Regions from separate parts of the Homo sapiens genome. Here regions 1 and 2 are each linked to region 3. The links are chromatin contacts, found by Hi-C or POLR2A ChIA-PET in ENCODE. All regions are on one chromosome and are shown on one strand. The core of a region is the stretch at or near the end of the contact, and the rest is flanking DNA. Distances in the headings are between cores, read along the strand shown.

What was found. Hi-C counts contacts between places; a loop is a spot of excess contacts on that map. ChIA-PET counts read pairs that join two places held with the same protein, here RNA polymerase II (POLR2A). Pooled maps may share reads with other maps.
Region 1: a loop to region 3 is called in a map of PC-9, with 8 times the contacts of the local background. The contact joins two enhancer-like sites. A Hi-C loop is called at or near these places in 13 of 168 maps with a recorded cell type or tissue (Caco-2, Calu3, MCF 10A and 8 more) and 16 of 50 pooled maps. POLR2A ChIA-PET finds 5 or more read pairs at or near these places in 12 of 52 experiments (AG04449, BJ, CD8-positive, alpha-beta T cell and 9 more).
Region 2: a loop to region 3 is called in a pooled map, with 2.1 times the contacts of the local background. The contact joins two enhancer-like sites. A Hi-C loop is called at or near these places in 8 of 50 pooled maps. POLR2A ChIA-PET finds 5 or more read pairs at or near these places in 2 of 52 experiments (H1 and activated T-cell).

The regions. Positions count from the first base shown.
Region 1 is chr15:90,478,462-90,481,782 of GRCh38, forward strand. The region is part of intron 26 of IQGAP1 (IQ motif containing GTPase activating protein 1); the gene reads left to right. Among named protein-coding and RNA genes, the nearest start is that of CRTC3, 50 kb to the right of the region's middle. Within about 2 kb of position 1,255, at least 8 of the 41 ENCODE cell types and tissues checked have a DNase peak (open chromatin) inside an H3K27ac peak, as active enhancers do; they include PC-3, PC-9 and ascending aorta, where a contact is called at or near this core.
Region 2 is chr15:90,291,221-90,294,765 of GRCh38, forward strand. It overlaps the pseudogene GOLGA2P8 and the pseudogene RN7SL736P. Among named protein-coding and RNA genes, the nearest start is that of NGRN, 27 kb to the left of the region's middle. RefSeq lists enhancers at 1,993-2,152, 1,996-2,496, 2,497-2,997. Within about 2 kb of position 2,296, at least 3 of the 41 ENCODE cell types and tissues checked have a DNase peak (open chromatin) inside an H3K27ac peak, as active enhancers do.
Region 3 is chr15:90,399,605-90,403,218 of GRCh38, forward strand. The region is part of intron 2 of IQGAP1 (IQ motif containing GTPase activating protein 1); the gene reads left to right. Among named protein-coding and RNA genes, the nearest start is that of IQGAP1, 13 kb to the left of the region's middle. Within about 2 kb of position 1,452, at least 35 of the 41 ENCODE cell types and tissues checked have a DNase peak (open chromatin) inside an H3K27ac peak, as active enhancers do; they include PC-3, PC-9 and ascending aorta, where a contact is called at or near this core.

The DNA of each region.
Region 1 (3,321 bases), core at 5-2,504, 79 kb after region 3:
TAGTTCATTGGGTGGAAGAGACACCAACCAGGTACATAAAAATAAAAGCATAATTAAACATTGAAGAAAGTTTTATGAAGTTTTATGTACGGTTCTTTAATGGAGACTTTATAAGAGGGAGCTAACATAAGGTGGTTAGGGAAAGCCTATCCCGGAAGATAAAATTTCATTTAGCTGAGGCCCTAAAGCTAAGATGAACCCAGCCTTACTAAGAGCTAGGTGCAGAGTGTTTATGTCTGAACACTCTAAGCTGGAGGGTGTAGGACTTAAATGGACCCTGGCATAACTAGGGATACAGTTGAATGAGAAGGTTCATATAGATTGGGTGAGATCACTGTGTTTCATTAAAGGAAAAAGAAAACGGTGTGGAGTGAGCTTCCCTGAAATATCGTGAGTTGGGCTAATTAAATTAACGTATTACAGGAGATAGCTGAGCTAGGGCCATAGCGTAACCACCAACATTCATTTATCTAAAGCAAAAGTGTGCCAATCAAATATTGGTAATGCTGGGAAAAGGGAGTTCAGAATGCCAAAACGTTTCTGGTTTTATTTGTCTTGGGTGAGGACCCAGAGGGGTGGGAGATGGAGGTGTGAGCAGCATGGTCTGTTGTGGTTTTTTCTTGTTGTGGAGTAGAGTTAGATCATGCATGAAGCTCTCTGGGCATAGGTGGAGTAGCAGCTGTCCACACCATTGCTATTCAAAGTGTGGTTTGCACACCAGTAATGGAAAATCATCTGTGCACACTGTTTAGTTTAACTGATACTTTTTTTTTCATAGCAAGATTTTCTTAATGAAGGAAGTAATGTATTGATTTACATTCTGACTCATTGTCTTTATCTTGTCTTTGATCAGTTTGTAGACTGGCACTGGTCCACACTTTGAATAACACTATTCTTCATTCTACTTTCCATGTACCCGGATGCCAGGCAAACAGGGAGTTTTACGCTGGGTGGAGAACGGAACATTCTGCTGACTCCTTGAAAGGGCTTATCTCACCAGCCATGGTAGCTCACGACTGTAATCCCAGCTCTTTGGGAGGCTGAGGTGGGAGGATTGCTTGAGCTCAGGAGTTTGAGACCAGCCTGGGTAACATAGGGATACCTTGTCCCTACTTAAAAAAAAAAAAAAAAAAAATTAGCTGGGTGTGGTTGTGCACACCTGTAGTTCCAGCTATTCCAGAGGCTGAGGCAGGAGGATAGGTTGAGCATGGGAGGTTGAGGCTGCAGTGTGCCTTGATGGCGCCACTGCACTCCATCCTGGTTGACAAAAAAAGAAAGAAGGGGCGTTTCCTTATTAGGAATCATTTGGCATCTGATTGGTTCTCAGTACCATGTAGGTCTGTTATCAGGACTCAGATCATTGCAAAAGTCTTTTTAATTTTTTTGCCTGCATACCTGAGGCCCACATCCAGGAATGTGGTCAGCCAAGTGCAATACTTGTCTGGGAAGTTTTGCCTGCAACCCAGGGCATTCCTTGCCGATAGCCCCATGTACACTGGCTCCGGGCTTCTCAGTTATTTCCTCTGATGGTCCATGAGTCAGTCATTTTCAGATCCAAAGCCCGCTGGACATTTCAGGATTGGTTTTCTTGTGGGTACCTATAAGAAACTGGTGTCTTATTTTGCCTTTCATAAAATGGAAATTGAGCCAGGCATGGTGGCATGCACCAGTAGTCCCAGTTGCTCAGGAGGCCAAGACAGGAAGATCGCTTGAGCCCAGGAGTTTGAGCACTGCCTGGGCAATGTAGACCCCATATCTTAAAAAAAAAAAAAAAAAAAAAGGAAATTGATTTGAACTCTTTTTAAGATACCAGTGACTGTGAGGGATGGTGGTGTGGTGGGGATCTGTCCTGCAGGTAAGCATCACAGGTCCCTTAGCTTTCTTCTTTTACTTCAGCCACCATACACGTAGCAAACTGGAATCTTGTCACCTCTTGGGAATGTTCTTTCCTAAAATCTCAAAGTTAATGTTCTGTTCTATCACCAACGTTTTTTAGCATATTGATTCCCTTGCTGGTTACTACTTTTAAAACTCATATAAATAATAAAATATACAATATTCTTTATTGTTAAGTTCCATGTATTTATTTATTTCTCATAGAATGTTTCTGTTGATTTTTGCAGAATTTTTGTGTTCATAGTCTACCAATTTTAATTTAGCCATGCTATGACAAATGAAGAGGGGTATCCCTATCTACTTGTATTTTTCTTTTTGTTGTTGTGGTTGAGACAGAGTCTCGTTCTGTTGGTCAGGCTGGAGTGCAATGGTGTAATCTCAGCTCACTGCAACCTCTGCCTCCCTGGTTCAAGCGATTCTGCTGCCTCAGCCTCCCGAATAGCTGGGATTACAGGCATGCGCCACACGCCTGGCTAATTTTTGTATTTATAGTAAAGATGGGGTTTCTCCATGTTGGCCAGGCTGGTCTCAAACTCCTGACCTCAGGTGATCCACCCGCCTCGGCCTCCCAAAGTGCTAGGATGACAGGCGTGAGCCACCACACCCGGCCTCTACTTGTATTTTCTAAGGCTGCCATAACAAATCACCTCAAATTGGGTGGCTTAAAACAACCGAAAGTCATGGTCTCACAATTGTGGAGGCCAGAAATTTGAAACCATTATCATGAAGTCGAGGTGCTGGAAGAGCCACGCTCCCTGCAGAGGCTCTAGTGGAAACTCTGTTTCTTGACTCTTAGAGCTTGTGGTGACTGTTGACATCCCTCAACTTGTGGCTGTGTGGTTCCAGCCTCTGCCTTTGTGGTCACATTGCCTTCTCTTCCCCTTCTGTGTGTACCAAAGCTCTCTCTGCCTCTTTTTTTTTTTTTTTTTTTTTTTTTTAAGACAAGGTCTTGCTCAAGCAGTCCTCCCACCTCAGCCTTCCTAGTAGCTGGGAATGCTAGCATGTGCTGCTGTGCCTGGCATAGCACTCCTATCCTTGAAGACCTCCTTCTGGTTTCTAACAAAGTCCAGATTTGTCAGTATCATATACGGGGTCTGTCATGGCCTGCTCCCTGTCTGCTTTTCCACTGTCATTTCTCCTGTCTCCCCTTCCTTCCTAGAAGACTCTTCCTCTCCTTTTTTCCTGAGTTCAAGCATCCCTTCGTTTTGGAAGCTTTCCTTGCTTTTTCCATTCTGAGTTGAAGCCCTTTCCCTATGGTCCTGTGGCACTTTTGGTGAACTGATTTACAGCACAATAGGTTTATAATCATCTGTTTGTGTGTCGCTCCCACCAGACTGTAAAAGACTGAAGAGAAGGTGTCATGTCTTGTATAACTTTTATTCCCAAGTGCCTGTTATTGTGCCTGGCACACAATTCAGGCACCTG
Region 2 (3,545 bases), core at 1,046-3,545, 110 kb before region 3:
TGCTGGGATTACAGGCGTAAGCCACCGCACCCAGCCCAAAAGCTTTGTGTTTTTCAAGATATTTGACATGTTTCTTGTTTTAAAAAAAAAATCTTAATAATGTAGGAGAATAAAAGAAACGTTTTTCCAAAAAAAGAGAAATCATTGTGATTATTTTATCTTATTGGAATGTTGGATACTATAGCCTGCTTCATTAATCATCAAGCATGCTATGGATTTTCCATTTTTATAGGATCTGTATCTCAGTTAAGGTAATACTGGTAATTATTGTACTCCATTTGAAGATGAAAAATATAGGCCAAAATTATAGACCTTGCATAGAAGCTGGATAATGGAGACAGCTCTGGAGGAACACGTAGATACACACACACAGACACACATATATATAAAGAATACACACATACATTTTTTAAAGTTTATTTTTTACAGTTTTAAAGGTTTTAAAGCAAAAGCCGGCCCCTCCCCTCTGAGTGGGCGGCCCCTCCCTCTCTCTGAGTGGTCGGGTACAGCGGTTGCATGGGCAGCTTTCCTTGTGAACCACAGGTCCTTCTGGACACGGTGCTACCTGGCCACGCCTCCTTTCCCTTTCATATTTCTCATTGACCAATGGGCTTGGAGCATTAAGGCCACGCCCCTATTCTGCATTCTAGTGGGGCCCCGGTTATGCCTCTTCTGGCTCAGTTGCACAGCTGCCTGGTAGGTGACTGGAGGCATTCATCAGTGCTCACTGGGATTTCACTGATGTGGCCCAACCCCGCCTCCCTCCACACCCCATGATGTCAGAAAAAACACGACAGGGCAAATGGGCCGCAGCCAGGAAAAAGGTAAAACGCACCAGGTCATGGCCCCCAACCCAGCCACAGATCCCCTCCGACAACAAGACCGTTGCCGGAGTCCATACCACCCCTGAGGCACACTGGACTGGGCCCCCCAACCCCAGCCCTCCTCCCTAGCCCGCCAGGCCTTTGTTTCCCCACCTGTAAAATGGGGCAGTGTAGCCCTCACATGAAATGGTACTTCTAAGGCACCTGTGAGCCGGAGCCCTGCTCTGATGGCTGTGGGAGAGAGGGGATGATTTTTCTAACCTCCCTCCACCCTTCCCAGTGCTATGGGAGGCAGACACCAAGTTCTGGGGTCTCCAGTTGCAGCGGGTGGCTGCTGATTGCTTCTCTCTGTCCAGAACGAGAACAAGAGCGCACTGCAGTTGGAGCAGCAAGTAAAGGAGCTGCAGGAGAAGCTGGGCTAGCTGAAGGGGACGGTAACCTCCGACCCGTCCAAGAAGGTCTGGGAGGCGGGCACCAGCCTCTGGGGAGGGGAGGTGCCAGGCCAGAGGCAGCTGCAGCCTGGGGGCAGGTGACCCCAGCACCCTCCAGGGCAGTCCTATGACTGTTTCTTGCTTCCTGCCCTCTGACTTTTAGAGGTGGGTAGCCCTGGCTCCTCCCAGGTCTGGACATCATCATCCCAGCTAGAGGCATGGAGCCCTCCAATCACAGAGGAAGAGACAGTGGCATAAGAGGCTCCTTATACCAGGTGCAGTGGCTCACACTTGTAATCCCAGCATTTTGGGAGGCTGAGGCAGGAGAATCACTTGAGATCAGGAGTTTGAGACCAGCCTGGCCAAAATGGCAAAACCTTATCTCTACAAAATTACAAAAAAAAAAAAAAAAAAAAATTAGCCGGGCATGGTGGTGCATGCCTGTAATCCCAGCTACTCAGGAGGCTGAGACATGAGAATCACTTGAGCCCAGGAGGTGGAGGTTGCAGTGAGCTGAGATCGCACCACTGCACTCCAGCCTGGGACACAGAGTGACACTGTCCCAAAACAAAATATGAAAAAAACCAAAACGACTCCTTAGATTCAAACTGGATTCCGGCCTCGGTTCCACTGGTCATCATTCAACTACTTTCCATCTCTAAGTCTCTGTTTCTTTAACTTCAAAAGGAAGTGAGCTTTTTCTTCGCAGAGGTGCCGAGGGTTAAATGAGATAATACGTGGAAACATTAGGCATGTAGCACACTTAGCAGATGGTGGTTGGCTCCCTCTGCTTTTCCACCAGTCTGTGGCCTACAGTTTAAATGGCTGGAAGAAGAACGTGAGATTTGAGGCTGGGGAAGGAGGCATGGGGTTCTAGGCAAGGGAGGCAGTCTCTTAGGCCTGGAGCAAGGGGCCAGGGGCCTGGGCAGGCCACAGAGCCCCACAGTGCCCTCACTACCCTATTAATGGGCCAGGAATCTGGAAGCCAGCCACCAGCTGCCCTCATGCCCAGGGACTTCCAGCAGGTGGAGCTGAAGAGCCAAGAGGCTCAGAGTCTGCAGCAGCAGCGAGGCCAGTACCTGGGTCACCTGAAGCAGTACGTGGCCACTTATCAGCAGCAGGTGGCAGCCTATCAGCAGCTGACCTCTGAGAAGGAGGCGCTGCACAGGCAGTTACTGCTGCAGACCCGGCTCATTGGACCAGCTGCAGCAGCAGGAAGCTCAGGGCAAAGCAGTGGCTAAGATGGCCCGCCAAAAGTTGCAGGAGACCCAGGGGAGGGAGTTGCTGAGGACGGGGCCCCAAGAGGGACAACCTGGCAACCTCTGTGCCTTCTCACCCTCTTTCCTGGCATCTCAGGAGCACCTGGAAGCTACCAGCCAGCAGAACCAGCAACTACAGGCCCAGTTGAGCCTCATGGCTCTCCCTGGGGAAGGTACGGGACACCACTCAGAGGAAGAGGAGAGAGCCCCAGGAGGAAAGGGGGACTGTTAGCACTGTAGGATTGAGGAGATGGAAGAGACCTTTAAGACAGCTGGCCATTATGCTGACTGGGTGTCTGCACTAAGTTTGGCATCAATATGGTGACCTCCTGGGAGCGGGGGACCACCAGGTTGCCTAAGGATGGGAGAACTGGCCCAGGTCAGAAATGGAGCAGGTCAGAATTCCTGCACCAATCGGTAGTGGGACTGTGCCTGGGCAATATAGCAAGATCTTGGTTCTTAAAAGTAAAAATAAAGAACAGCTCATTCCCCTCTGGGGAGGGGCTGGCTCAAGGTTACACAGTGAGTGTGGGGGCAGAGGTGAGCCCACAGTACCTCCCTTGTTGGGTTGTCTGAGGACCCCTCTGGCCACCCCCCCACAGGAGATGGAGGAGGAGGCGCCTCAGCCCATGCCGAACATCCCAGGGGACCTGGAGAGCCGGGAGACGGTGGTGAGCCTGACTTGCCCTGCCCCCACTTTGCCACCTTCCTCTGTGGTCCCTCCCAGACCCCCTTATGTTCTTGGTTTCCCCGCTTTCTGATTTCTGTGGACTTTCACTCCTTCCGGGAGCCAGTGATCAGACACCATTTCACCTGTGACCAACAGGTGCACTCTCTGAGGCCCCAAGGGAAGGGGCTGCGCTCCACCTCCCTGCCCCAGTTGTTCTGTGTATGCCCCTACAAGAACACTCACCTCTTGCCTTCAGGTGGCATTTTTCAACTCCGCTGGAACCAGTGCCCAGGAGGAGCAAAGGATGTGCTGCCAGCCCCTGGCTCACCCAGTGGCCTCGTCCCAGAAGAAGCCAGAAGCA
Region 3 (3,614 bases), core at 202-2,701:
CGAAGTCTAGATAGTTTAATTTCTCTAAAACCTTGCCAAAATTTTCAGTTTAATAATCGATTGGCTTACTTTTTATATATTTGTAGAGATGGGGTCTTGTAATGTTGATTGTAAGGGGAACTTATCCCGAACTTCTGGCCTTAGGTGATCCTCCTGCCTCAGCCTCCCAAAGTGATGGAATTACAGGCCTCTAATATCCTTTAAAAACCAGCTGTTTATTACCTATTAGCAATTCATGTCTGTTTTGTCAAATATTATGTATATATATATTTCTAGTTCTGGACTTTTAAATTATGGTGAACCATATTTCATTTTTTTGAGAAAAATATATATGACTTTGTTATACTTCTTATCATTGAGAAACAACATCTGAAGCTAGCTTAATTTTAACTCTATGACAAGTAACTTGATTTTTTTTTCCTTTTTTCGTGACTTGAAATTTGTAGAATTGTTGTTCCTTGAGGTATAAACATTTCCCCAGTTAACATGTTAGGGTTGCTATTGGCTTAGCAATTTTGCCTGCAATGTGGAGACTCTTCTTGGTTTATAATGTCTCTTGTTTGTTTATTTTAGCTTTAGGAAATTGTCCATTATGCCTGTGGTGATTAGTTAGATCTGTGTAGTCTATTTTATGGCTCTTCTTCATTTTGTTTACGTTAAATAAGCGTTCTAGGTATGTGTCTCACATACATCTTTTGTTGCACTGACTTGATTTTCTACAGTCTTGATATTTTTTCCTTGGTTCTGTTAATGGTAGTTGCTTTGTCCTATTGTAGTTTATATTTTTAATTAATTCCTTTTCCGTCTCCATTCTTGTTAATAGCTTAAATGATCTCTTTTTAGTTCATGAAGAAGAGTGTGGCACAAAAGATCCTTTCAAGGTGAAAAAAAGGAGCAGGTAGCCAAGATAGTTGGGTTACATAGTTTACCACTTCCCTTTATAATCCGTAGGTGTTGAAATAGATGTGGCCATGAAAAACCAGTGTTAATCGGGCAGCTGAGTGTATGGATTGTCCACCAGTCAAGGTTGGGGAAAAAATCTGGCTGGGCTAAGTGTGGCCCGTTAGTTTGACCTCATTTGGCATGTATTTCTTCTGGTCTTACAGGTCAGAGCAACTGTTTTTATATATTTTAATGTCCCTAATGACAAAATAGTAAAAATACATTTGAGGACCCAAGTTGGCATGTTCTAGGAATTTCATTTTCCGGCTTAGTGTGGTGACCTGCCTCTGATTGCTGTACAATTCCTTCTGCTTCACAGTGTCACATCTGGGGATACCAGTTGGTAGTGGAACCTGTTTTGGACATTTTTAAGCCTTGTGGTATCTGATGGACTCTTGGTTGTTTCTAGCTGGTGCTAAATAAACCCCTTGACAAGAAGTATTTGTGTAAGAAAGCGCTGGTAGGCAAAGTGAGAACATCCGGAAGTGATTCATATTACTGTGGTTGTTTGCTTAACTCAGGACTTGGTTGCCTAGAGACCATATCGTTGAGTTAGCCGAGTGAAGTGCCAGTGGAACCTGGAGGGCCTGTGGCCTACCGGATCAAATCAGGGCTCTGCTCCTTAATTTTTCTCCTGAAGTCTCCTAGCAATCTGATTGATCTCTGTGGTTTGACAGTGCGTGAATTAAAAAAATCTTAAACATATTAATGTTTAAGAAAGATCTGGTTAATGGTTTATTTTGAAGAGTAAGAGTTTACTTGCTGAAGTTTGAATGTTGGGTTAAAATTTTTTAAAAAAATAGTTGTATGTTGGGAAGAATTAGTTATTTCAATAAGGCATTTTATTCTAGAAACCTCAGTACTTTAAGGCAGCTAAAGGAAAGCCAAAATAATCCCCCAAAACAAAAAACCAAAAACCTGCAATTTGCAAGGCAGTCATAATCTAAAATATTTTCTGTCTGTCCCAAAGTCAGTGTATTCCCCTTGCCTCTCCCCCTCTTCCTCATTGTCATGATTAGTACCGTTTATTGCATACTTTCTACATGCAAGGCACTGTGCTAAGCACTTTATATGCTTTATCTAATTAGCTATTCTTGAAGCCCTGTGAGGTGCTTATTATCTACATTTAACAGATAAGAAAGCAAAGCTCAGAGAGGTTAACTCATTCATCTAATAAGTGGTTGATCCAGATTTCAGGTTTGGCAAGAACTCTGAAGTCCTTTCTCTTAACTGCCATGTTAGTCTGCTGCTGCTATACTTCTGGTTCTAAAAATAATGACAACAGTAGTAACTACTGTTAATTAAGCAGAATGATGATGAAATTTACATATTACATTATTGTGAGATAGGCATTATTTTTATTTTAAAGAGGGAAAAAAATAGAGTTGATAACACTTTTCCCAAGGTCATATATTGGAATTCAAGCCCAGGTTTGTGACACCAAAGCTGGTGCTCTTAACTTCTGCAGATGCTGAAGTGGCAACATTTAAGTCTAACCTCTTTAACTGGTGCCCAGAGACATTAAGTAACTTGTGTAGTTTTCAAGTCAGTGAGGGAACTCCATCAATTTCCTGCCACTTATTTTGGAGTCTCTTCCACCTGCCACCTGAGGGAAAGTCTCCAGTTGTCTTATGTATTTTTGTGTCTAACTAGCTTGTTGGACCCTTCCTAATTGCTTCCCTTCTTCATAACCTGGTATCTGCTTTGAATTCAGCTTAGAAAGGTGTTCCTTCCTACCACTTTCTTGTTTGTTAAAGAGTTACCTCATACAGACAGGAGTGGCAAATTGGATTGGAAATTGCTTTGGATCATTTGGCAAGAACTGTATTTTTGGGGTTGTGGGAGGAGGAGAGGCCTGTCTAAAAGCTCTATTTCTTCTTTACTCAGAATACCTTCCTGTTGACTCATTGGAAATCATAACAAAAAGCAGAAGGAATATTGGAGAGGCAGCTGCCAGCCTAGGGCTTGGCTTCTGTTGGGGCAGCTGTTTGGGGATTTAGACACACTGGGCTCTAAGAACTGTGAGGTTTCTGCAGCAGAAGGAAATAGTATTACTCTGATAGGTATTTATTCATAAGGTTAAAAAGTGTCAGACTATTGCTTGGGATTATTGATGAGCAACATAAGAAACTAAAAATATTTTCTCAAATAGAATTAACTGGTGATCCTAAAAACAGAATGAATTGAGGAATACAAGAGGGAGTGGGGGCAAAATTAGAAAAGGAAAAGTTGAAAAGAAGAGAAAAAAAACTTACAATCATTAAAAATAGGAAAAAGATAACATTTAAATAGAAAAAGTCTCACAGATATGCATGCAGTAGGCATTAATCAGCAGGTCATTTTACTGTAAGTAACATACATCTCAGATGACCTTTAAAACAGCTAAAAGTAAACAAAATTTGTCTTTTATTTAAATGACTATTATAACAAAATGTTTTTTTGGGCTGGGCCCTGTGATTCACACCAGTAATCCCAACACTTACGGAGGCCGAGGAGGGAGGATAGCATCAGGCCAGGAGTTCATGACCAGCCTGGGCAACATATTAAGACCCTGTCTCTACAAAATATAAGAAATAAAAAAAAGCCAAACGTGGTGGCACACACCTGTAGTTCCAGCTACTCGGGAGGCTGAGGTGGAAGGATCACTTGAGCCCAAGAGTTCGAGGCTGCAG